Regions from separate parts of the Mus musculus genome. Here regions 2 and 3 are each linked to region 1. The links are chromatin loops, found by intact Hi-C in ENCODE. Cell type or tissue: left cerebral cortex. All regions are shown on one strand.

Region 1 (8,000 bases):
ACTCAGCTCATAAACTGCTCAGCCAAACTGGAGTGGTGGCCCAGCCTGAATTGAGAGAGAACCTGGGTGTTTCAGGGAAAGGAACTCTGCCTGCCTGTCATTTACACACACCTACATTTGGTGTTCCTCATGTTCAGCCTGAAGACCCAAACAGCACCAAGAACTCTTTTTTTTTTAAACGTTTTGTACTGCATTTAGGAAAATTAGTTATTGGAAGGGGAACCATCTTTATCCCTGTTGATCTATGACAGACATTTTTTTGCTTAGATATTATACTTTGGCTTGGACGTCCCCTCTTACAGACATGTCCACGGTATTCTAAGAAAGCTCTAATTCATAAAAAGGTAGAGTTGAAGATCCTCTGGAAATCGCATCATAGACCTGTCCTCTTCGTTTTCAGATTGGGAGAATGAAACCCCAAACCTCCCAGGGATGCCCAAGGTCATGTGAAGGACAGGGCTAAGTATGACATGAATAGGCTTTTCAAATTAATAAAAGAAATGACCTCCAGTCCACCCTCAACCATGAATACTGCCCTGTGATCTCAGTCATCCTTGCCCATGATCTTGGCTTTTATTTCCCTTCGGTTAAAAATAGGAAGAAACAAAGCCTTCCTGGGCCTAGACTGAAGAATGACCTGTGATTTTTAAAGGTTAGAAATTTCAAAAACAAAAACATCGTTAGCATCTGCTTTCAATTATTCATTCTCCCGGATTATTTATGGACTGTACCTCTGCCAGACTCTTGCTTCACTTTTTTTAAGCCTTGTACCAGGGAAGGGAGGCCAGGAAGTAGAGGGGGCCAGTGTAAAGGGAAGGACCAGCAGGCACCCAGGTGGCAAGGAACAGCGGGTTCAGAATCTACGCAGGCGCGCAGGACTGCAGACGCCTTGAGCGCACGATTCACTCAGCTCCATTTAGTTTTTCAATGCAGCTTCCTCACACCTGAAGCCTCTGGTTTTAAGTGAGAAGGGATGTAGTAGGGAAGATCCCATGGCACCCACTGAAAATGTTCTAGAAGGTCCCGATGCGTGAGCGGGAGAAGGCAAGGACGTTGAGGGTACGAAATGTAAATTCCCGGGTACTCAGGCTCTGAGACTTTGGAGCGGAGACAGGAGGACTCGGCTCAGAGCCACGGACGTGGGTGGAAGATGGGGAAACCGGTGGCCCTGTGCGTGGAACCCTGAAGGGACAAGGGAGTATGGGGGAAGAGCTTCCAACCTTGAGGTCCCGCCCCTTGCCAGCCCCTTCTCTACCATTGGAGAGCATTGGGGGAGGGTCCGAGGGACGCCCCCCCCCCCACTCGCCACCCTTCTCGCCCCGCCTCCTTCCCGCCCACCTTTTCTGCTTTTCTGGGAGCCTCTGAACACTGGGGCAGGAAACTCCTGGCCCCGCCACTGGGCCCCTGGACACCGGGAAAGCGCGCCCCCGCTACCCCGCCCACCCACCACTGACATCACCAGGGGCAGGGACGTGGCTCCGCCCCTACAGCCGTGGCAGCTTGCCCTGGTTCTGCAGTTCTGCAGGGCTGCAAGCTTGGGTCCCCTCGGTGCGCGCTTTTCAGCTTCTAGTTGCCTCAAGACCCTCGCGGTCCTACTCAGTCCCTCCACCGCCCGTCACCTGACCCCAGTTTTGCACCCTTTTCTCCCTTTCTCCGTCTGTGTGCACAGATGGCTGACTGTGTGGGCTCCCAGTGCAGGGGCTTCGAAAGGCAAATTAAACGGAAGCCCGGTCTCCCTAATCCCCTTTCATTTCTGCCACTAACCTAGCCTTACGCGGTCGCCCTGCAGTCTTATAAAATATGAAGGCTCTTTTATTTTTCTCCTTTCGCATATCTCTTCATTGGCTCAAGTAATACAGTTAGCCAATGCGGCCATCAACATTTGATTAAAGACGCTAGAATTCAGACTGGGAAAGAGGGTGTGGTGCATTGCAGAAAAGGAGAAAAAAAATCAAAACTTAATTTCATTTAAGAAGTAGCCCTGATTATTTTTCCATCTTACACGATCCACTACAGGACCTTGCACGAACGCAGCTGAAGAGATATTTCTTTACTGCAGTCAGTGCTGGATCATCAAAAAATAAAATAAAGAGCGCAGGTGTGTGTGGGTCTGGGTGTGTACGTGATGGACGTGGGTGCGTGTATCAACATGTCAGTGTGACCCTACAGATGACTTCAGGAGGCCCCAGAAAGGAGTTGTACACCAGAGCTTGCCTTGGAAATTTCCTAAAGCGCGAAGAGTTTGTAAACCACAAGAAACCGAAATTTACCCTAGCCTAGGCTTCTTGCCCGACAGCCTTTCCAACCCCCTAAAATAGGTGTCTCTATGCCTGGTATAGATGCCCCTCGGTGGGTGAGCGTCGCGAATAGTGACATTCACAAGAGGGCACGCAGAGTCTATTTCTGGGGGCCCCCATGCGAGCCGAACGAACCCCCGGGGCCTGGGTGTGTACGCGCGCTCGCGTGCGGAGTGTGCGGGCGAGCTCGGGGGCGCTCCCGGGCGTGCGCTTTTGTGAGTGTGTGCGTGTGCTGGGGGGCCGGGTTATGTGCTCACGCGCTCTAGGCTGCGCCTAGAGCTCAACTGTGGGGCTGGAGAGAAAACTAGGGTAGGCAAGTGAGGGGGTCTGCACCCCACTGAGGGCGAGAGAAGGGTGATTCGGACCGGAGGAGTCTCTCCCCTCTGTCCTCCCTGGGCCCAAAGCTCCCCAAACCTCTCTGCAGGGTTGGAAGTGTCTGGGTTCGTTGTGGCGCCAGTGAAGGAGGGAGCAGGTTGAACAATCGAGTGGGCGCACCAGGACTCCCCGTCTCCGGGGCGGGGAGAGGAGAGGGAGCCCCGATTCTGCGCAGGGAGGGGGCGGGGCTGGGGGCCCCTGGAACGAGGAGGCGGGGGTGGCCACTGGGATGAAAATCAGTCACTACAGAGAGGCGAGATTTCGTTGAGATCGCACATTAATTGGAGATATCTGATTAATTCCAGAGTCTTATGACTATAAATGGTGATTCTCTACCAAGGTGTCTATATTATAAAAAAAAAAAAAAATCAATCCGTGTCATCCCCCACGTCAGGCCTGCTCGTGGGCGTGAGGCTGTACTTCCTCCGCCCCCTCCTAATGGAGTGAACCATTCCCAGCTCTCCCCCCCCCCCCCCAGCCTCTCACTCTCTCACTCTCTTTCTGTCTCTTCCTCGCTCCCTCTCTTTCTCTCCTCCCTCTGCCTTCCCAGTGCATAAAGTCTCTGTCGCTCCCGGAACTTGTTGGCAATGCCTATTTTTCAGCTTTCCCCCGCGTTCTCTAAACTAACTATTTAAAGGTCTGCGGTCGCAAATGGTTTGACTAAACGTAGGATGGGACTTAAGTTGAACGGCAGATATATTTCACTGATCCTCGCGGTGCAAATAGGTAAGTGGCCGCCCGGTACGGCTTGGTAGGCGACCGGAGATTGCCTACCCCAGAGGCGCCTAAGGGGACTTGCTGGCCAGGGTCTGCCGCTGGTTGCAGAAAACCCTGCAGACTCCCTGAGTCGGGGCATTAGCTCTTGGGGACTCTGGAAGGAGTTCTGGTTTGGTTTTCCTAAAGAAAGTGATTTCTTTTGCAGGGAAGTGTGTGTGTGTGACCGGCTGTTTTCCAAGGGGGGTTCTCCCTTTTCTCCAAAGCGCACATCCATTTTTTTCCTCCCTCTTTGGGGTTAAAACAGGATCTGAGCGCTCGTAGCATTTGTCCCCTGTTATACTGCAAGATACTATCTTGAGGGGTCAAAAGGTAAAGGGAGGAATAAGATGCCTAGGTAGCTAGGGCTGAAAAGTTTATATGCAGAAAGCAAAGATATTCTAAGGCTGCCCTCAAACTGCAGCATTTAGAACTTTGTCCTTCCTCCGCCCCTCCCCCTAGATCTTAGCTGCAGCGTTTGCTCCGGGCACCGCAGACTACTCCGAGAAGGATAAATCAACCAAATATTCACTGATATACTTTTTCAGGGTCATGTGTGTCTGTGATTTTTGGCAGATTAGCATCTCTATTATTTTTATACAGGAAAGTGGTTTAACGTGTTCGCATTTTGTCTTTTCGTGGGTTTGTAATTTTTGTTTGTGGCGGTTTATTGGATGGATTTATTTAGCCCCCCCCCCCATTTCATGTTAAGGAATGTGAGTCTCAGCTACACTGTTGGGAGGCTTTTTTAAAGTTTATATTTTTCCATCCAAAATGCAAATGTTTTAAGTACTAGTGAATCCGCTTATGTGATACTGGATGGAAACATTAATTAATGTAACTGAAAAGGGAAATTAAAGCAGCTTATTAATAGAATGGACAAAAGGAAAAAAATAGAAAGTCTCCCAGTGGTTATTCTGCAGATGGAGAAAACTGTTCGTGCCAGGCTGGAGCGTTCTTTACAGACAAATCCTTGCAGCATTTCAGGGGTGCGTCAGGGAATTTGTGTGGGACAAGAGAAGAAATACTTAACATTTTTTCTTCATAAGAAATATAGAGAAATTGGGGCTTTCGGAGCATTAAAACTGATTCTTTCTATGGGGTCCATATGCATTTGCCATATTCTTGAGAATTTGTTTGGGGGATTTTTTTGGTTGTTTATTTGTTTATTGTTTTGCAGAAACTGGGATTTTTGCAAAGCAAGGAGCATGCACCGGGATGTTGCCTTTTCCTTTAATTTTAGGAGATGACTTAATGCTTTGCATCTGGTGGTTTTGTGCCTTTGACATTAGTTCAAAGAGCTGCAACCATCCTAGGACATAGATCCCAAGGGCAGCAAATGCTGTAAGTGTTAGAAATAAGTGAGTGTGGCATTTTGCAGTTAGACGACTAATGTTCATAGATTAAGAAACAGCTAATGTTTTAAGATAGGGACTTCACCTGGAGGATGTTTGGGGACTCTGTTTTCCTAGTAGATGAGAATAGAAATAATGAAACAGTAATTTCAGGAGAGATGCATTTGATGAACCTCAGCCTGAAGATGACCAAAATTTTCATAGTGGAATTAAAATGTATGTTCCTAAATATCTACCTTTCTCCCCCGCCCCCCATTGGAGCCTCAGTCTTTATTAATTCATGGATAGAAGCTGTCCCAAATTACTGACATTTGGCAAGAAGCGTGGGGGTTGGGGAGGGGCGGGGAAGTAGAGGATGGAGAACGAATGAGGAAGTTTGGGATGAATGAGAGAGGTCCAAGAAATGAATGAGAACATGGAAACCGCACTGGATGGGGATGCAGAGGAGACAGGCCGGCTGCCTGTCTCGGGGTTACAGAAACCGGGTTCAGAAAGGACTGGGAACTCGACCGATGTGTGGTGCCTGCACCCTCTGTCCCGCGCACTGCTTCCGGCTTTCCAGTGCAAGAGCTCTAGAAGCCACAATTTCTAGACACAGAACTGTTCCCGAATTCGTATTTTACACACGCTCACACACATGCGCCCTGCGGGGTCTGCTCCAGCAACGCCTGGAAAAAAAATAAAGTGACAGGAAAGCTTCCCGCCTCCAGAAAGCCCCAAGCCCTCTTTTAAAATCCAACGCTGATTTTGGGGGAAGGGGGAGGAGCAATGAGTGAGGAAGGGCCTGCGGCCAGAGAGGCTAGGTTGCATTTTGTTTTCTTCTCGCAAAGGCATGTTTGTAACATACATTATAGAGGAAGCTTAATGCGATTTCTTTCATCGTGGCCGAGCTACAGTAGAACAACGATTTATGTATTCATAAGACACGGTGTCGGTGTTTAAATTTTGCTTTTATTATAGTGCCAAGGGTTTTTTTCTTCTTTTTAAAATCGGCGTGAAATCGGTATAGGTCTATGGAAGGTTGTGTGTTTGCCCCAGCTAAGGTGGAAGTTAACCTCGCTCCCTTCCGCAGAGCTTCCCGTTCCGGATTAGAAAGCACTAGTCCCGCCTAGCTCTTCCTGCTGCAATCTGCCAAGCGCAGCTCTCGGCTGTCTGCAGCTGACTGGGTCACCTTCCCGCGAGTCTGCAGTAGCTTGATGTTCAGAGACAGGTAGACTGAGACTGAGGGTGCTAGGTGATCTATCCTTCTGGGAGTTTTCACCCCGGGATGGACGCAGAAGAGGCCAGAGCTCAGACCCCCTAGAGCCCATGGCCCACTTCCATTTTGGAATTCACCGTCTCCCCTTCCCCGCCCTTACAGCGGTGATTTGCGCCTCTCTCTAGCCCTTCGGGTACCCTGGGATTTTTGTTAGCCACTAGATGGGAAGAAATGGAGTTTAAGTTGCGCTGGCCTTCCCGGAACCTAGCAGCTCTTAAATTCACCGCCTCCGAGTTTGGTTGGTTTGAGTATGGAAGCTAAGACCTCAGTGTGGCCTGAAATTTTTTCTTCTCTCCCCCACCACCTCTGCCACAGATTGTGCCATCTCCAGCCCCCACCCCATCCCTGTCCGAGCCAAAGTTCTAGGCCGCAGCTTGCTGGGCCCCTAGCAGCCTGGCTGCAGCCTTGAGAAGAAAGGTCTGACCTAGCTGTTTCCAGAGATATAAAAGGGGTGTGCAAAGGTGAGAGATGCAGAGAAGCAAAGAGAAAACAGGGCGCGCGCGCACACGCGCGGGAACACACACACACACACACACACACACACACACACACACACACACAGCTACTGAGACCAATCCTCATCCCAACTAGGTCTCTTGACATTTATTGCCCTTCTTTAGAGGTGCAGAGGAAGTATTCACCTAAGAGTTTCACAAAGAAGAGACTCCGAGCTGGGCAATCAGAATAAAAATAACAGTAATAATAATAATAATAATAATAATAATAATAATAATAATAATAATAATAATATCCTGTTCCCTTGGCCGTTGTGGTCTTCCAAAGACCATTCATTCATTCATTCATTCATTCAGCAATTATTTGTTGAGCTCCTGGCAAAGATCCGGGTACCCGATGGCTATTCTGGGGGTGTGGCGCTTAGTTCAGCTGCGTAACCCCAGCCTCCCCACCTTTCCCAGGCCCGTTTTCGTCCCCAGCACACTGTTTCTCAGACCTCCTCTGCCACCACAAAAATGGAAGATTGCACCGCGAGACGTGACAGGGTTTTTGCTGGAGGAAGTGTTGAGAGACAAGGAGGGAGTGAGGAAAAAAAGGGTAATAAAGGAGATGAGGGAGGTGAGAAGAGGGGGCGAGGAAAACAGAAAAAGAAATAGAGAGCAGTTGGGAGCGGGCTGGAGAAAAATAAATGGACTCACCTCCCTGCTATCCCTCTTCACCCACCCACGCTCCCTCGGATCCCTCCATCTGCACCAGAGGTGGACCGAATGCAAATAGGTCATCCTGGGCCACAGTGCTGGATCAGAAAAGAGACCACGCCAAGGAGCCTTAGGGTCAGTAGTGGGGCAGAGTGGCGGTGATGCTTACTGGTGTCCCTCCTCCCCACAGCTTACCTGGTGCAGGCCGTGAGAGCAGCGGGCAAGTGTGATGCAGTCTTTAAGGGCTTTTCAGACTGTTTGCTCAAGCTGGGCGACAGCATGGCCAACTACCCGCAGGGCCTGGACGACAAGACGAACATCAAGACCGTGTGCACGTAAGTGTCCTCTCTGACCCTGGGTTTCCCTTCTGCTGGCTCTGCTGAGGTCAGAGTACATGCCACTCACTCCCCACCCTCATCTTCTGTCCTCGTTCTCCTCCCACCCCCACCTCCTCCCCTCTCGACCCCCAGCCCCATTTGCTCAATATTCTGCTGGTTGGCATCTGTGCCTTTCTGCCTGCTGGCCAAGGCTGCCCTCAGGCTCAGTTCCCTGGTTTAAAGTCTGCACTATCTAAGGGGATTCGGTGGCCTGAGGAAGGCTAAGAAAGAGAATCTTCCACTACCATAAGCTTTCCACCCTTACAGGCCTGCACCAGGACAGGCTTGGACCCAGGAAAAGTGGCAGTTTAGCAGTTTCTTGCTCCACAAAAATCTTTCCTTTGAGATAATCTCCAATCTTTCTTCTTGTGAGTGGGCAGCCTGCCTAGGACTCTTGAACAGTTGATTCTGGTTTAAGGAGAATTGGGGTG
Region 2 (8,000 bases), 460 kb before region 1:
CTTGGGAACAGTTTCTTCCTCACTCTTTTTTTTTTGCATGCTGATCATGAAGTGAGTAATTTTATTTCACCATACGCTTATTTCATCTAGTTTTTGGTGGCTCACCCGTGCAACAGGGTTGACTGATTAGCAACTGGGACCCTAAAAACTGTGAGCCAAGTAAATAATTTTCTGCTTAAGAGCTTATCTTGGCCTATGATCCTTATGAGCTGAGTTCCTGGGACCCACATGGTGGGAGAAAAATGACTCTCACTCGTTATCTTCTGACATCCATACACATGCCGTTGCACATTCTCACACACACAAACACACATACAGACACAGAATCTAAAAATGTATAAAGATTATAAGAAATCCTCAGTTATTCTTGGCATTTTATTTCAATAATAGAAAACCGATTAACATAAAAGTCAAAGTAACAATTACACAGTTCCTCTATAAACTTGGAAAGAGAAATCATTTAAATGAACTCTCCAGCATCTAAGCTATGTGGGAGATGTGGAAATCAGCTTTGAGGAAAAAAGTAGGATGGATAACGAGACAATATAGCCTCCAGCTACTCCTCAAAGAGTCCTGATCTTCAGTACATGGTATTAGATCTAAAAGGAATGGAGGCCAGGGAATGGCCGCTTTCCTCATTTTCACGGAAATTCTCACAAGTGATGATTCCCCATCCCCTTGTGAGTTACCTCATTAGGTGGGACTTTCTTTGGAGCACAGTGTGGTGAGGTACAAATAGCCAAGGATTTAGAGGCTTGGGATTGGCTCAAACACTGTACATAAGTTTATGGGCTGGGCAATAAACTTAGATCTGTACCCTGATGCTGGTCTTCTCCGTCAGATTTCCTGGGATTCCTTATGTGACTCTGTCATCTCTCACCCCTCCATCTTTGGCCCTGTTCCCATAAAGATAAACTTTACTGAAAGTAATTTGCAAATAACCAGAGGAAAGAACTAAATTCAGATTTTAAAAATGGAAAAATGTTCCAGTTCTACCTGTCAACTTACTTAAATTTGGGACTGGCACTTAGAGACATGGGGCTAGCCTCTGATTGGGTTTCCAGCATCAGACTAGGGCTCTGTCATTCCCAGGTGGGTTGTTTGCTTTGCTCAGGACTTGTTTACCTCTATGGATTACTGCCAGAATTATTTTTCACTTGCACATTTTCATCCTCTTGAATTATTTCATGAGTGTGTGTTTAATTTCCTTAGTGTATAAGAATCCAAGGCCGAGATCCATGTCTTATTTATTTTGTATTTCTCTAGAGTAGACATTTAATAACTTGTTGTTTCTTTTCTAACTATATTTTTGTGGTTAGAATAAAAACACCTTTTATTTTGATACTTCCAAACTAAAAAAATAAATCCTGAGTACCATGAAAAAATTAATAAAGCTAAAAATGTTGTTTCTATCCATTGATTTCTCAAGTTAATTTTGATAGATGTGTGAGTATAGGTGTTGGAGTTTTGTTTTGTTTTGTCTTTTCTTCCTGTGCTTCATTATGTTTAGATATTGAACTGGCTGGTTTATATGTGAACTTGGCACAAGGTAGAGTCACCAGAAAAGAAGGAGCTTCAGTTGAGGAGACGCCTCCATGATATCTAGCATTTTCTCAATCAGTGATCAATGGGGGAGGGATCAGCCCATGGTGGGTGGTGCCATCTCTGGTTTGGTGGTCCTGGATTCTATAAGAAGGCAGATTGAGCAAGCCAGGGAAGCAGATTAGTAAGCAACACACACACACACACACGAGAGAGAGAGAGAGAGAGAGAGAGAGAGAGAGAGAGAGAGAGAGAGAGAGAGCCATAACAAAGGAACAGTGCCATATGGCCAGAACATATCTCTAAATTTTCCCTGATGGGGAATTACATCTCATGCTGAGAGGAGCAGCTCAGAAACTTGCCAGAAAGATAAACACAAATTCTAGTGTTTTGTGGACAAAGTTCCTTTCCTGTCCTGAAGCATCCTCTGAACCTGTTATATCGTGTGGCTCTCCTAGAGTAGATGCTGTGGCTGCCAAGCCCGTAACACTTTGGATCCTTTCCTTCCCTGGCAATACCCATAGGCCCTCCCTGATACCTTCATCCATGCTTTCTCTGCATGTTTGGAAAAGTTCAAGGGCCTGGAGCACACCCCTCCAAACTATGTCCTGGGGCAGTCTTTGATGGTACCCGATACAATAATATCAGAACTTTAGCTTTCTCACCTATTAAAATCTGAGATGTGATCATAGTATCTTGATAGCTTCACCTACAGGATCAAGCCAAATTGACCTCTGTTGGATTGCCCCCCCCCCCTTTCTTTAATTCCTCCTTCCCTTCCTTTCTCCCTTTCCCTCTCTTTCTTTCCTTCTATTTCCCTGCCTCTGCCTGTGATCCTAAACCCTAGTGACCACAAGAATCCTAATGAAATTTTGGAAACCTCATCTCAAAGGCTCCTTCTAGAATCTCACACATCCCAAATTGGCCTTGAACTTATTTAACAATGAAGAATGACCTTATATTACCAATCCACCCATTTCCACTTTTCGAGTGCTGAACCATGCTTGACCTTACTTCTGTAATCTTGCTTAAGGGTACCAACCCAGTCATCAAAAAGTCCAGATTATTCTAACACTCATTGAGGAAACCATTCACTGATTATGGAGATAGAGCTTTGTGAAGGATTTACCCAATATGCAAATGTTCACTAATAATTAGAGAAGCTCCCCCACTACATAGTCCAACTTTGCTACTCTGCTTCTAGAACTTGGCTTCCTCACCTCCTGTGGAACTTACAAGTATCTGTCTCAACAAGGATGAACTACATCCTTGCCGACTCTGCTCTTAGAGTCTCCTTCCCCCTCCCAGGCTGTGTTACTGAAGCTTCACTCCAGCTGGAAGTCTGACATACATTTTCTAAGCTGGGTGAATTTAGGACTTGGCTCAGTTTTAACACCCATCTCACCAACCCCTGTCTACTGTTGTCATCCCCAAAAAGTTGGGGAGGAAGCTAGAGGGAGGCAGATCTGGTGTCTTCACCCACAGCCGTGTGGTTTGAGAAGACATTTAGCACCAAACCAAGATGGTGTCATAACTGGAGTGGGGGTGTATGTACCAAAAAAGCAGTGAGGTTTTTTTTATAGTTTTGAAGAGGGCAGCTAAAGTGGAGTTTTCTGCTTTCTCGTGCTTCTGTAATGGTCCATGACATCACTTTGGCTTACCATATTCAGTAAATTAGTTCTTAGGATTCCAGTTGAAAGGGTGCCATTTTGTTCTTATTCTAAAGTGTTATTAAAATGTGTGCTCAAGTCTACTCATATTTTTCTCTTCCTTATGTAAAAAAGGATGGATGATTGTCCCCTTTCCAAAGTTAGAAGTGGGAGCAAGAATTTATCTTTACTAAGTTAGAATGCACCATGTGCATTTAGGCTGAGCAGATTTTTGATAGGACAAGCCATGGAACAGTCAGACTAGACACCTAGATTTTTCTTGATGGGTTACCCCAGGGAATCAACCTGAGGGGCATAAGGCAAAGATGGTATAAGATAATGCTGTGAAAAACACTGTGAACATCTGTTGTGCTCCATTGCATGTACAGTAAGGGAATATTAAAATAAATACCTTTGCTCTATAAAAATGGTACTGTTTATTAAATATATGACAATTTTGACATATTGGTCCAAGGATTTTAATAGCAGCATGAGAAATTTTGCCCAGTTGGAAGACCTGAGAGTCTTTACATGAATTATGACATACTTTTAAGATAATGTTAAAGATTTCAATGCCTATGGCCAGCTACTTCCTCACTTTAATTGCATAAAAATTGTAGTGAGTCATGGTCTTGAGGGAGTTGTTCAACGTTATCTCTTTTGTACCTTTGATTTTATGAAAGGCTTTTGTAGGAAAATCAGTTTTAAAATATTTATATCTCATTATTTGGGCAATAAATTAAAAAAATACAAACATTCCCAAGAGGAAAAACAAATTGAATTGTAACAATTTTTTTTCTAGGGCAAGTTTTATTAAGCAATTATTATAGCAAAACTCACCGACTTTTAAAACCAAACAGCATGAAAGTAAGAACAACAAATTATTTTCCCTCACCCAAACCCTGAACTTTCCAGATGTGTTCAAAGTTGATCTGCATGTTTAACTGAATAATAGAATATTATTTGTAACCCTCTGATAAGAGATTCCAAAGGGAGTGGAGTATATGTAAAAAGGAGATGCTATAAATGCATATGACCTAGGACTAAAAGATGACTCAGCATTTAAGGACGCTTATTGCTCTTGTAGAAGAGTGAGAAGATGCTGTTCAGTTCCCAACACCAATATGGTGGCTCACAACTGTTCCTAACTCCAGTCCCAGGGGAATCTGATGCCTTCTTTTGAACTTCATAATTCAGACATATATGCAGAGAAAACACTCATACAAATTTTTTTTTTGGTTTTTTGAGACAGGGTTTCTCTGTGTAGCCCTGGCTGTTCTGAAACTCACTCTGTAGACCAGGCTGGCCTCGAACTCAGAAATCTGCCTGCCTCTGTCTCCTGAGTACTAGGATTAAAGGCATGCACCACCATGCCCGGCAGATAAAAATTTTTAAAATCTCTGTGACTCTTGTGTCTCCTACATTGTACAAATGATTAGTGTTGTTGCTTGTTTATTCCTCTAATAGTTTAAAGTTATCAGAAGCTTAGGGAGCTAGTGAGATGACTCAACATGTAAAGGCACCTGCTGCCAAGCTCCATGACCTAGGTTCCATTCCCAGGACTTCCATATTAGGAGAAGAGAACCAACCTTTGCAAGATGTCCTCTGCACAAAGAAAGGAAGAACAAAAGGAAGGGAGGGAGAAGGGGAAGGGACAGAGAAAGAGAGAGGGAGGGAGAGGTAGAGGGAGGAAAAGAATAAAGAAAGAAGGAAAGGAGGCAAGCAGGAACTTAGGGAGATTTTTTGGAGAAGGCTACTGAAGAGTGTTAATTTCTCACTCAGAAATAATGTATTTCTCCTTTATCTTAAATCCATGTAGGTAGTTTTGAGGCATTCTTAAGATATCTCTAAAATTTGGGGATTTTTTTTTTGCTGCTTATTAATTATTTATATACACACACACACACACACACACATATATATATATATATATATATATATATATACATATATATGAGAGAGAGATAAAGAACAGAAAAAAGAAGAAGGAAGAGAGAGAGAAAGAAGAGAAAATAAGAGAAAGGAAAGGGAGAGAGGGAGGGATGAGAGGAGGAAGGAAGGAAATGAATAAAGAAGGAAGGAAGTGGGAGAGGGAAGGAGGAACTGAAGGAGATTTTAGAGAAGGCTACTGGAGAATGTTAATTTCTCCCTCTAAAACTACATATATCTCCTTTAACTTAAATTTATGTGGGTAGTTTTGATAAATTCTTAGGCTATCACTACAATTTGGGAAATAGTTGGACCAATGTTTGTGTCTACTATTTTTTTAAGAATTGAAACGTTCCTTCCTTAAGTGGAAGGGGGAGACACGTAAGATTCAGAAAACTTACAAGATTCAGGAAGCTCAGGAAGTTAAGAGATTCAGAAATTACCCCCTCCCTCAAGTTTTTGGGGAAGGAGAATCACTTCTGTGGATCTGCCTACAAAGCTGTGCTCCTGGGATGTAGTCACTCATGCCAGGGTGGGCTTTTCAGTGATACCTCTTGGGGTCCAAGACTTGGCCCACAAACCACACAAACACTGATCTCAGTTAGACAGGGATGTTTTATTGAATGCACCCCCTAAGACTGACTGGCCATGGCTATAGCTCAGAATTCAGGGGCTGAGGTTATAACCCCAACAGTTTTTCTATGCCAGCTCATTAAGGCTAAACCCTCAAAACCCATCATGAGCTCATGTGCCTGTGGTGGAAGTCAATCCTGACTCACACCATTTTACACATAACAGTTCATACTGATCTTTAATTTGATGGGTCCTACATGAAGCTTATAGTTGTGGGATTTTATAAGATTACTAAACCTCATAACACTAAGAACATAACAGGGTATGTGGTCAGCATGACCCTGCTCTGAGTAAAGGTTTTTTTTTTCTTTTTTTCTTTTTTTTCGTTAATGACTACAGGCATATTACAGCAATGGTATAAAATAGCTGGTTGGAATGGAACAAAATGGTTACAGCTATGCTAGGGGCACAGGCTTCAGCAATGCCATTGACTTTGAGTCACTCAAGGGCCTGTCCGTAACCACACTGAACTTAGTGGTTAGCCATCGAGTTTGTCACTCAGATGGAATTGTTTCTTTGTCCATTGTTAGTATCCTAACCAGGGTGAATTGGTGTTTGTTCATCTCTCCCAGGACATTTCACACAACAGAGTATGACCTGAAAACCCTGAAAGGTGAGAGATTGGCTAGCCCAGTAGTTCTGTATAGAGACGACACTGCTGCTGGTCAACAATGGTCTGAATACTTCCAGAGGCTGAGGAGACTTAAGGTGCTCTGCATGGGGCAGGTATGGGAAAATAAGATGGGCCAACTTCAGTCCAGGTCAAGTTCAGCCCACAAAAAAGGACAGAGGTAAAGGGCTAGGCTTAAAGGGTAAGGAAGGATCCTGAAAGGAGTAAGGAGATAGGTATATGTTTGATAGTTAATGAAAGTGTGATTCTCTAAAGAACACACACACACACTCATGAATGGGGAGAGAGGAGAGGCAAAGACAGAGACAGAGGAGACAAGAAGACACAAAAAGAGTAGAAAGGGAAGTAGGGAGAGACAGAGAGACAGAGAGAGATAGTGACAGATTCAGAAGGAGACATGCAGATACACACAGAGAGAGGAAGGGAGAAAGGGAAAGACAGAGGGAGACAGAGAGAGAGACACACACAGAGAGACAGAAACACACAGAGATTAATAAAGAACATCTTACTCTTTTCTTTGGTTCCTTCCCAGACGCTTACTCTGCAGGATAAAAAGGTAAGGGAGCAGACAGCTCCCCATTCCTACATTCCTACAGGTGGTTTCTTACTCCCCACAGATCTGAGTAGAAGGAAAAGGGAGAAGTCTAGAATTCCAATCACATTCACAATTGATCATTAGATAAATGGCATTCTGCACCACTTCTAGATTATGACGCTTTTCTATGCTTTAAGCTGACTGTGAAAATTTATCATGTAAAAATAACTAGAAGGGTAATGTGCTCTGCTGAAATTTACATGTGGGGTAAAAAATGGTGCCAACTAACCCCATTAAATGAAAATTAAAGCAAAGCGGATAGTTCAAGTGCCACGCTTGTTTAAAGTAGAGATCTAGAAAAGCATCAAGAGAGCACTAAAAGATGTGTGTGTGTGTGTGTGTGTGTGTGTGCATGTGTGTGTGTATGTGTGTGTGTGTGAGTGTACATGTGCTTGTGCATGTGTGTGCCTGTGTATGTGTGTGCGTGCACATGCACATGTGTGCTTGTGTGTGTGTGTGTGTGTACATGTGTGAGCACGTGTATGTGTATTTGTCTTGAACTCACTTGAATTGTCAGGGTAGGTCCCCCACATGCTCAGAGGAGAAAAGGAGGGGGATGGAGGATGGAGAATAGAGGAAGGATTGTGTGTAGGGTAGCAGGGGTGGGCAGTGAGAGGGATATAAAGTGAATAAGTAAAAAAAAATAAAAAAGAATTAAATTAAAAAGAAATCATACTTCTCAGGTGTTCAAGGATGAAGAACTGAGGGCCTCTCCTCTAAGAGCAGCGACCTTGACTGACTTGTCAAAGAATAGCAGTAACATAGCATCTAGTCAATATTTAATAAAGCCCCGGATAGCTTATTATCATATATCTGAACATTTATTGGTTCAGATAGCTTATTATTCACAATAATTGGCAACAGACCACAGTGGTTTAACCAATGAGATTTTTGTCCCATGATGCTAACATCTTATTCTGTCAGAGTCTATCTCTATCCTGCAGCCAAAACATGTGGCCTGTACCACATGAGACCCAGGTCACATGACCTCAATCTTAACTGAAGAGAGTGTAGGGCACTC
Region 3 (8,000 bases), 610 kb after region 1:
AGAAGACTTCTTAGGAAAAAGAACAAAACCAGGTCTTTAGCAATGTCACTCAAACCATCTGGACTTCTATTGGACTCTGAACTCTCATGTCACAGGAATCAACAAAACTACTAAAAAGATGTGAATCTGCTTGACTCTGCTGTCTGTGACGAGGCCTGACACTCTCAGTTGAAAAGGCACTTCACAATTCTGAGGCACATCAAAGTGGGAGATCTGCTTCAATTAAAGAAGGTACATTCACATAGTAACTTCTTCACTATGATTAGAAGGAAGAGAATTCAAGGTAGCTGGCCTAGCCCCAGCTTAGGTATGGGCCAGAAAGGAAAGACGTGCAAAAGAAATAGAAAAGCACATATGAAAATAGTAATGGATGGAACAGGCTAGAGAACTGGCCAGGGATTGCAGTCACTGCTGAGAGTTCAGACTACATCCTGAAGTGCTGCCGTGTACCAGAGAGACACAGGATCATAGAAATCACAGTCTACAGTGTAATGAAAATTATACATATCATACCACAGACTGACCCTGCAACAAACATTTTATTTCCAAACATATCTCTCAATGACACAGAAAAAGATAATGAGAAAACACTACAACTGAGCACTTGAGAACTCTTCTCAGCGGTTCATAGCAGAAGGGCATCAAAGGTCAGGCTGGATAGCCCCCCAGGCAAGCTCTAGAAGTGTGATGCCAACCCTCTGGCAGGTTGCCCAGGTATATATGAAAAAGCAGGCTGTACAAGCCAGGAGGAGCAAGCCAGTAAGTAACACGCCTCCACCGCCTCTGCTCCTGCCTCTGGGTTCCTGCCATTTGACTTCCTGTCCTGGTTTCCTTCAATGATGAACAGGGATATAGAAGCAAAGGCTAAGAATAAACCCTTTCCTCTCCAAGGTGCTTTGGTCATGGTGTTTCATCACAGCAATAGTAACACTAAGGCACTCATGCTATATGATATGCCTCCATAGACTTAAAGCAGTCATGAGGCAAAATAAACCTCTCCTCTTTATCATTAGATTATTTCATGTATACTGTTTAAGTGACAGAATGCTGGCACATGGAATCTTTGCCTCAAAAACTTCAAAAAGAGTGTGCTACATGCTAAGCTTTCTCCAATAGCGCTACTTCTTAACTTACGTTCCTCCAAGAATTACTATGAAGATAATGTTCCCAATAAAGTTATCCTCATTAACTAAACCTAACTCCATAGTACTGTCTGCCAATATTACTGTAATCCATTTCACCAAAGGCTCTTATTACTCTTAAACATTATTAGTTAATTCAAGCTAACAAGTGCACACACATAACAAGTTTACCAAGCTAAATTGCTGCTATTATGCTCAGCAAATAAATGTTTTGGCTAGTAAGTTATGAAATATTAAATCACATAGAAGTATTCACTGCGATGGCACAGACAGCATGCATGAACTCTATGCATGGACTCAGGCTAATCAGAGTCTCCAGCATAATTGCAAACACGTACTATCCTACTGAGAAATCAGTTATTGTGATATCTCAGACCTACAGGCTAAAGGAATAGTTCAGTGGGAGAGGGCTTGCCTTGAACACCCAGGTTTTGATCCACAGAAGTAGAAATAATGCAGAGCACTAAGTGTCAAGTACACTAAGACTCTGAGGTAGGATTTCTCCACTGACATTAACAAACATTAACAAAGTCAGCATACAACGCTCGAGTGTTTTCAGTAAACAACCGACTTACAGGCATAAACAGGAAGTGAACGCTCTTAGTCCTCATTCTAAAGAGTCAATCACAAGTTCAAATTCATCTTTACAAAAATTACTAAAATGGGATACTAGTAAACTGACTAGCAAAGCTCAAATAAGAGAAAATAAGCCAGATAAGTAAGAGAAAATAAGCCAGATAAGTTAACAGCTATTATACTTTATTATGCTAACTTGACTAGAGCACCATTCTCATATACAAGAAAAATATAATAATAATAGCTACCCTTCACATGTAGTAATAAAAACATGATGATACTTGGTAACAGAATATTGGCCTGTCAAAGAATCCTCATGTTAATGGTAACTTTGGGAAAGAAAACATGGTTTCTTTCCAAAAGGAGAAAATATTTGGTTTAAAGAAATAAAAATTCAAGCCAGGCATGGTGGCACACGCCTTTAGTCCCAGCACTTGGGAGGCAGAGGCAGGCGGATTTCTGAGTTCAAGGACAGCCGGGGCTACACAGAGAAACCCTGTCTCAAAATACAAACAAACAAACAAACAAAAAGAAATAAAAATTCTGGACAACTGGCTGGAAATTTCATCATTGTTGCCCACAAGCTGAAGAACCTAACCACTAAAGAGTAAAGATTTCCTTAAGCCTGTTTGAAAAGATGCTCTATAGAAATTCCCTCTCGCCCGGCTTGGTGGCGCACACCTTTGATCCCAGCACTTGGGAGGCAGAGGCAGGTGGATTTCTGAGTTCGAGGCCAGCCTGGTCTACAGAGTGAGTTCCAGGACAGCCAGGGTTACACAGAGAAACCCTGTCTGGAAAAACCAAAAAAAAAAAAAAAAAAAAAGAAAGAAAAAAGAAATTCCCTCTCTCCCTCTCTCCCTCTCCCACTCCTCCTCCCCCTCCCCCTCTCTCTTCCCCCTTCCCCACAGATGCTCTATAGAAATTCCCTCTCTCCCCCTCCCTCCCCCTCCCCCTTCTCCTCTCCCTCACACAGACACACACACAGACACACCAAACCTTTTCTCTTGAAGTGTAACTAATACCATAAAAAAAAGAAAGAAAAAGTGCAAAAACACTTCAGAGTTTCAGTTAGTACTTATAGAATTTACTTTACAGAGGAGTTAGTTTTACAAGTATGTGCAGATGTAACCAAACTAAAATTCCAATGTGACTAAAATTTACCATTATAAAAAAAAAAAAAAAAAAAAAAAAAAAAAAAAAAAGAAGAAGAAGCTGCTGCCAAGCCTGACAACCTAGGATCAAGCTTGGGCCCTTCATGGTAGAAAGAGAGAACCAACTTTCTCAAGTTCTCCTCTAACCTCCAGATGTACACCACAGCACACAAACAGTAAATGCAAACAACTGAGAGAGAGAGGAGAGAGAGAGACAGAGAGACAGGCAGAGAATAATGCAGATCTAACCCCAGCACTTGGAAGGCAGAGGCAAGTAGGTCCCTGAGTTCAAGGCCAGCCTGGTTGATTTTCAGAGTGAGTTCCAGGTCAGCCAGGCTACACAGAGAAACACTGTCTCGGAAAAACAAAAGAGAGAGAGACAGAGAGAGACCTACAAAGACAGAAAGAACACAAGAGAGACAGAGAGAGCAAGAAGGGGAGAGGAGGAATCATTTCAAGGTCAAATTCCTGGAGCTGGCACAGAAGACCGTATGTATGAAGTATGACAGCAAGCTAGACAGAATACATCCTCAGCTAACAGCCACGACAGCCCATTTTCAACTGTCTGATCCTGGCTAAATCATCTACTCTCTCAGCTTGCCTTTCCTTAGGGGACAAGCTGTGCCCTCTCAGCTTGTGGCATCATTGACTGAGATCACATGAGGGTTCAGATCACTTAGTGTCTTCTCGATGCATGGCCTTACCCCCAGCTCTGGAAAGAATCCACTCCCCACCGTAGTCTTTAAGCTACAGTTATTTTCTCTCTAGCCTCAGGAAAGTCTCCCTTCCACTCTGCCCAAGATGAAAGGAACGCTTCCTCTTCAAAGGAGGCCCTTCCACGCCCGTGCATCCAAAGTCTCAGGGCCCAGCTTGAATCTGAACCTTCAGAGCCAACCCAAACACAACCTCCACCTTAACAGGCCCTAATTCTCAGGGCTCAATGTTTCTCTACCCTGGCAACATCCAGGGACAGGGGAACGCCACCAGGAGGCAGGAGCAGGTGGACCTCTCAGGTCAAGGCCAGCCTGATCTACAGAGCAAGCACCAAAACAGCCAAGAAAGAAAAGAAAGGGGGCAGGGGGAGAGACTTGGAATAGCATTAACTAATGCCATGTTACAGCAATTGATTTGAACAAAGGAAAAACAAAATGGCATGAGAATCAAGCAGCAAATCCAAAACCAAACAAAGTAGATGCTAGAATCCTCACAACAATGTGATCCGGAAGCCTTTACAGAAAATGTCATTGGCAGCAACATAATCATCTACTCAATAGCTTACAAGTTGGCTATTGAAATGGTTATAGGACCTCTTGAAAAATGTTTAATTACTGTGATTTAACTCTACATTAGATTAGTCGATTGTGTTCATTGCTAGTACAAAGTCCAAATCCATAGCCTGACTAATTTTCCCCAACACTAAGAAGCTATCAGTTTCCTAATCTCAACTGCTCTTTAACTGAAAAAGCTACTGCCCAAACTATTTTAACTCTGCATATTCTATGAGCTGCATTTGATCACACAAAGATAAGCCAGGTCGATACATTACTGTACACATTAGTAATTAACTCCTTTGTAATTAGGCATCAACTGCATACAGTAATTATCCTAATTTCACTTTCAAGATGAAAGTAAAATACATTTAAAACATATTCCCCACTCTTTTATGACAAATCAAAGTAATTTAAAACGTTTTTCCTTCTCATTCTGGTAATTTTGTCTACCTGTAACTTTTAATGTGTAGGTTTTCCTGGGGCATTATTATCAATAGCAATCAATATTCTATTACCTCAAGAGACCACAGCTCTGTTCTGACTCTGCAACAAGGGGAAAACCTACTTTACAGATGTCAGCCATTTAGAAAGTTGCAAGTAAAACTCAAAATATTAATGGATCCCATTAAACTTGAGTCAGTGACCTGATCAAACAAACAGAAAGGGAACAAAAGGCAAGTTCTGTTCCATTTATTTAAAAATTAAATTTGAAATTTAAAAATCTATTTTGACTAAGACAAAAATCAAACAGGGGCTTAAGAGTGTTTTTATAAAAGCACTGTATCGTCAATACCTTTGATTGCCACTACATCAAGACGAGTAGGTATACTTAGATTCAAGGACAACAAGTTGCAAACATGTGATCCAGAAAAACACAGATTGTTTCGAATAGAGAATGAAAGCTTGATACACCAAAACAAATGATAAGGCATGGTAAATTGACTTCCGTCTTATCGTTAAAATGACTCTTTGCTGTATTTAGGGACAGAGAATTTGCAGGTAGTGGCTTGTTGCACCATCTTAATATAAAACAATATTCCAAAACTAACGAGTGAGTTCCAAACACAAGAACCAGAATTATTCGAAGCTTCTCTTCGCACAGTCCTAAGATCAAGGAACAACCCAAAAACTTAAGTACTTTAGTAAGCTGGTCCGTGATAGCTAAAAGCTGAGAAAAACCCTCTTTTTGCCTTGGGTCTGAAATGATGTCTAGGAAATCCCCTAAAGTCCTAAGGGTTCCCTTATTAATCATGACATCTAATTTATTTATGTGCTTGTTTGTTTATTTATGTTTACGCACTACAAAACCGTGCTCTTAACAAAAACAGTAGTGCATCCCACACTTTTAATCCCAGCACCGGGAAATCTGTGACCAGGAGCTCAAGGGCAGTCTGGACTACAAAACGAGACCCCGTCTCAAAAACAGGAAAGAAAAAAAAAAAAAAACAGAAAAGAAAAGAAAGAAAAAATAGTAAACAAACAAAAAATAGTGTAGCCCCTTAGTGAAGATCCCGGAAATGGAAGTCACAGCCGAATGCAAAGTGCATAACAGTCGGCGACCTGACACCTCTACTCTGCAGCAAGGCCAGCACTCACCCAGCGTACGCCGGGGAAACCAAACGCGGGCGTTTCGAAGTCCGCAAAGCGGCCACACACTCACTCCGCCGTCACTGAGCTTAACCTCTGGCTACCGAGACGCTGGGCGCGCTGGGCGCCGCCATCTTGACGGGAAGAGGCCAGGGCCCTAGGTCCCTTGAGCCGCTCGCCCAAAGACAAGCCGGTGCGCCAGGAAGTCGCCAGCTAGTTACCTCCGCACCACTGGCGCTGCGTCCCCCAGTCACGATGACACTGATAAACTCAGGCTGCCAACCAGACGGATCCAAAGCAAAGTCACCCTCGTTTTCGTGCACAGCAGGTCAGGCAGCGCCAAAGACAGCCGAGCCGGGCAGGGGCAGGGCTGGGGAGCGCGGCTCGTAACCCAGGCAACGGGGCCTAGGCAGGTGTAGGGGGCGTGGTGTCAGGAGACACCGGGATCTCGGCCACGCCCCCGGGCGGTTCGAAAGGCGGAGGAGGCTTTGAGCCCTGGTGTTCGAGCCCGCGACTGTCCTCCCGAGGAGCGAGCCTGGGGCTGGACGGCTCGGCCTCCTGCCGCCCGAGGAGCCTGTGAGGAACGCGGAGCCTCCAGGACACGGGCGCCACCCCTTAGCTGCCCGCCGCCCTGCCTGCGGCGCCACCTCTCGCGCAGGACGCGAGCCAGGCCGCGCGCGAGCCAGGCGGAGCCTCTCTTCTCCTGCCTTCCAGCGTGCTTTTTTTTTTTTTTTTTTTTTTTTGCATCGTTTGACATTTGGGTTCAGTTAAACTTGGGGCTTCTACGAAGAAGGACCTGTTTGGTTTTGTTGTTAGGGTGTTTTTTGGTTTGTTTGTTTTTGTTTATTTTCAACATGGCAGCCTCCAGCCGCGCACAAGTTTTAGATCTGTACCGGGCGATGATGAGAGAGAGCAAGCATTTCAGCGCCTACAATTACAGGTGACCCGGGGGGAGGGCCGGGAATCGGGTGCCCAGCTCTGTCTGCGGGGGTCGCGGATCAGGCGGCCACAACCTGTGAAAGTGACAGGCTCCACTCCCATGACGCGCACGTGCAACTGTCCACCCCCAGGTGTGACCCTCAGAGCCCTGGAGGGGAGGAGCCAAGGACTTGCCCTTCAAATGCTGGGATACCTTCCCTGAACTGACACCCACATAGGGGCTTTAGGACCATTAAACAGTGTCCTGTTTCTGCGGTACAAAGTGATGAACGCGAAGCTACCAGTGAGAAGCTAGGACAAGGAAACTTAGGGCATACCTATATCTTGCCTTGAGATTACAAGAGTGGAAGCAGGCAGTCTAGACCACGTGGACACAAAACTGAAGGCTTGCTCTAGGGCCCCCTTTCATTTCACTAGTGTTTTAATTCGTGACGTTGGTTCCAAGTATCAGATACGTTCTTACTAAAGGATGGTGGAGAGGGGCTACATATTCATGTTAAAGGTAAAATGAGTTGCTAAGCCTTTAAAAACTGAATTCTTAGTTTATCCAGCCTCGCCAAACTGAAATCTTACTGCTAGATCCTAGAGTCTAGGACCTATAACAAGAGGACAGGAGCATCAATTCTTCAAAAACATTTAAAACTTAAATTTATTTTAAGTTATAAAATGTATGTTAATGAGTTACTATGCGTGCACCTCACTTAAATGCACTAAAACTTACATTTTTAACTCTGCCCCATTTCTTTCCTTGCTTGGCCTATTCCCCTACTTGTATGAGTCCCTTATACTTCCTTGCCACATGGTAGTGGTGCACACCTTTAACCCCAGCACTGGGAAGGCACAGGCAGCCAGAGCGCTGAAATCGAGGCCACCATGAACTACACAGAGAAACCCAGTCTCAAAAAAACCAAAACAACACACACACACACACACACACAAAACTCTACCTCAGAACCTCCACCTTCACAGTTTCTGCTTCTTTGAAACTTCTGACCCAACATTTCTGTAGAGTTTTAGGGTTTTTCTGATATTTGGTGTCTTATTGATTAATTACCTGAATCCTTTGAGATTGAATCTAAGAATAAGAATCTGATGAAACCAGCTCATTTTCTCCAGACAGTTTGCTTATTTTCATTTATTTCCCAAGTCTTTCAAGTACTTAACAAGCTGTCCTTCACAGCTGCCCAGGCATGGGCTGGGTGTCTTGGCAGTTAACTCCTGAAACAGACCTGGTTCTAGGTGCACCCTTCTCTAGGGATTGAGCTACCCGTCCGGCTATGCACTACTTTAGTCTGTGAACAGATGCACCAACTTTCCCAGCAGTAATTCATATT

Evidence for each region. A loop is a pair of places that touch in the nucleus more often than their neighbours do. Peaks named below come from ENCODE experiments on the same cell type or tissue, not always from the same donor. Only the 100,000 strongest peaks of a DNase experiment are listed, where the experiment ranks them.
Region 2: it touches region 1 in a loop (3-fold over the local background); 2 of 42 quality-filtered maps call a loop at or near these places.
Region 3: a loop joins it to region 1, with 4 times the contacts of the local background. A loop is called at or near these places in 5 of 42 quality-filtered maps.

What each region holds. Positions count from the first base shown.
Region 1 is chr13:36,729,634-36,737,633 of GRCm38, reverse strand. It overlaps Nrn1 (neuritin 1), which reads left to right and starts at 3,157. Exons shown (of 3, transcript NM_153529.2): 1 at 3,157-3,398; 2 at 7,383-7,527. The coding sequence starts at 3,344. Gm30177 (a long non-coding RNA gene) reads right to left here. Exons shown (of 2, transcript XR_382190.4): 2 at 5,712-8,000. In left cerebral cortex, a CTCF peak has its summit at 3,424; DNase peaks (open chromatin) are centred at 5,395, 5,891, 6,454, 7,136 and 8 more places; H3K4me3 peaks cover 6,712 bases; H3K27ac peaks cover 7,567 bases.
Region 2 is chr13:37,192,299-37,200,298 of GRCm38, reverse strand. No RefSeq gene overlaps it. Among named protein-coding and RNA genes, the nearest start is that of Gm30600, 53 kb to the left of the region's middle. In left cerebral cortex, no CTCF peak of the experiment used is centred here; a DNase peak (open chromatin) is centred at 3,002.
Region 3 is chr13:36,115,742-36,123,741 of GRCm38, reverse strand. Lyrm4 (LYR motif containing 4) reads left to right here and starts at 6,385. Exons shown (of 3, transcript NM_201358.2): 1 at 6,385-6,667. The coding sequence starts at 6,582. It overlaps Fars2 (phenylalanine-tRNA synthetase 2 (mitochondrial)), which reads right to left and starts at 6,099. Exons shown (of 7, transcript NM_024274.3): 1 at 5,737-6,099. In left cerebral cortex, a CTCF peak has its summit at 4,969; DNase peaks (open chromatin) are centred at 5,904, 6,117 and 6,836; H3K4me3 peaks cover 2,352 bases; H3K27ac peaks cover 1,811 bases.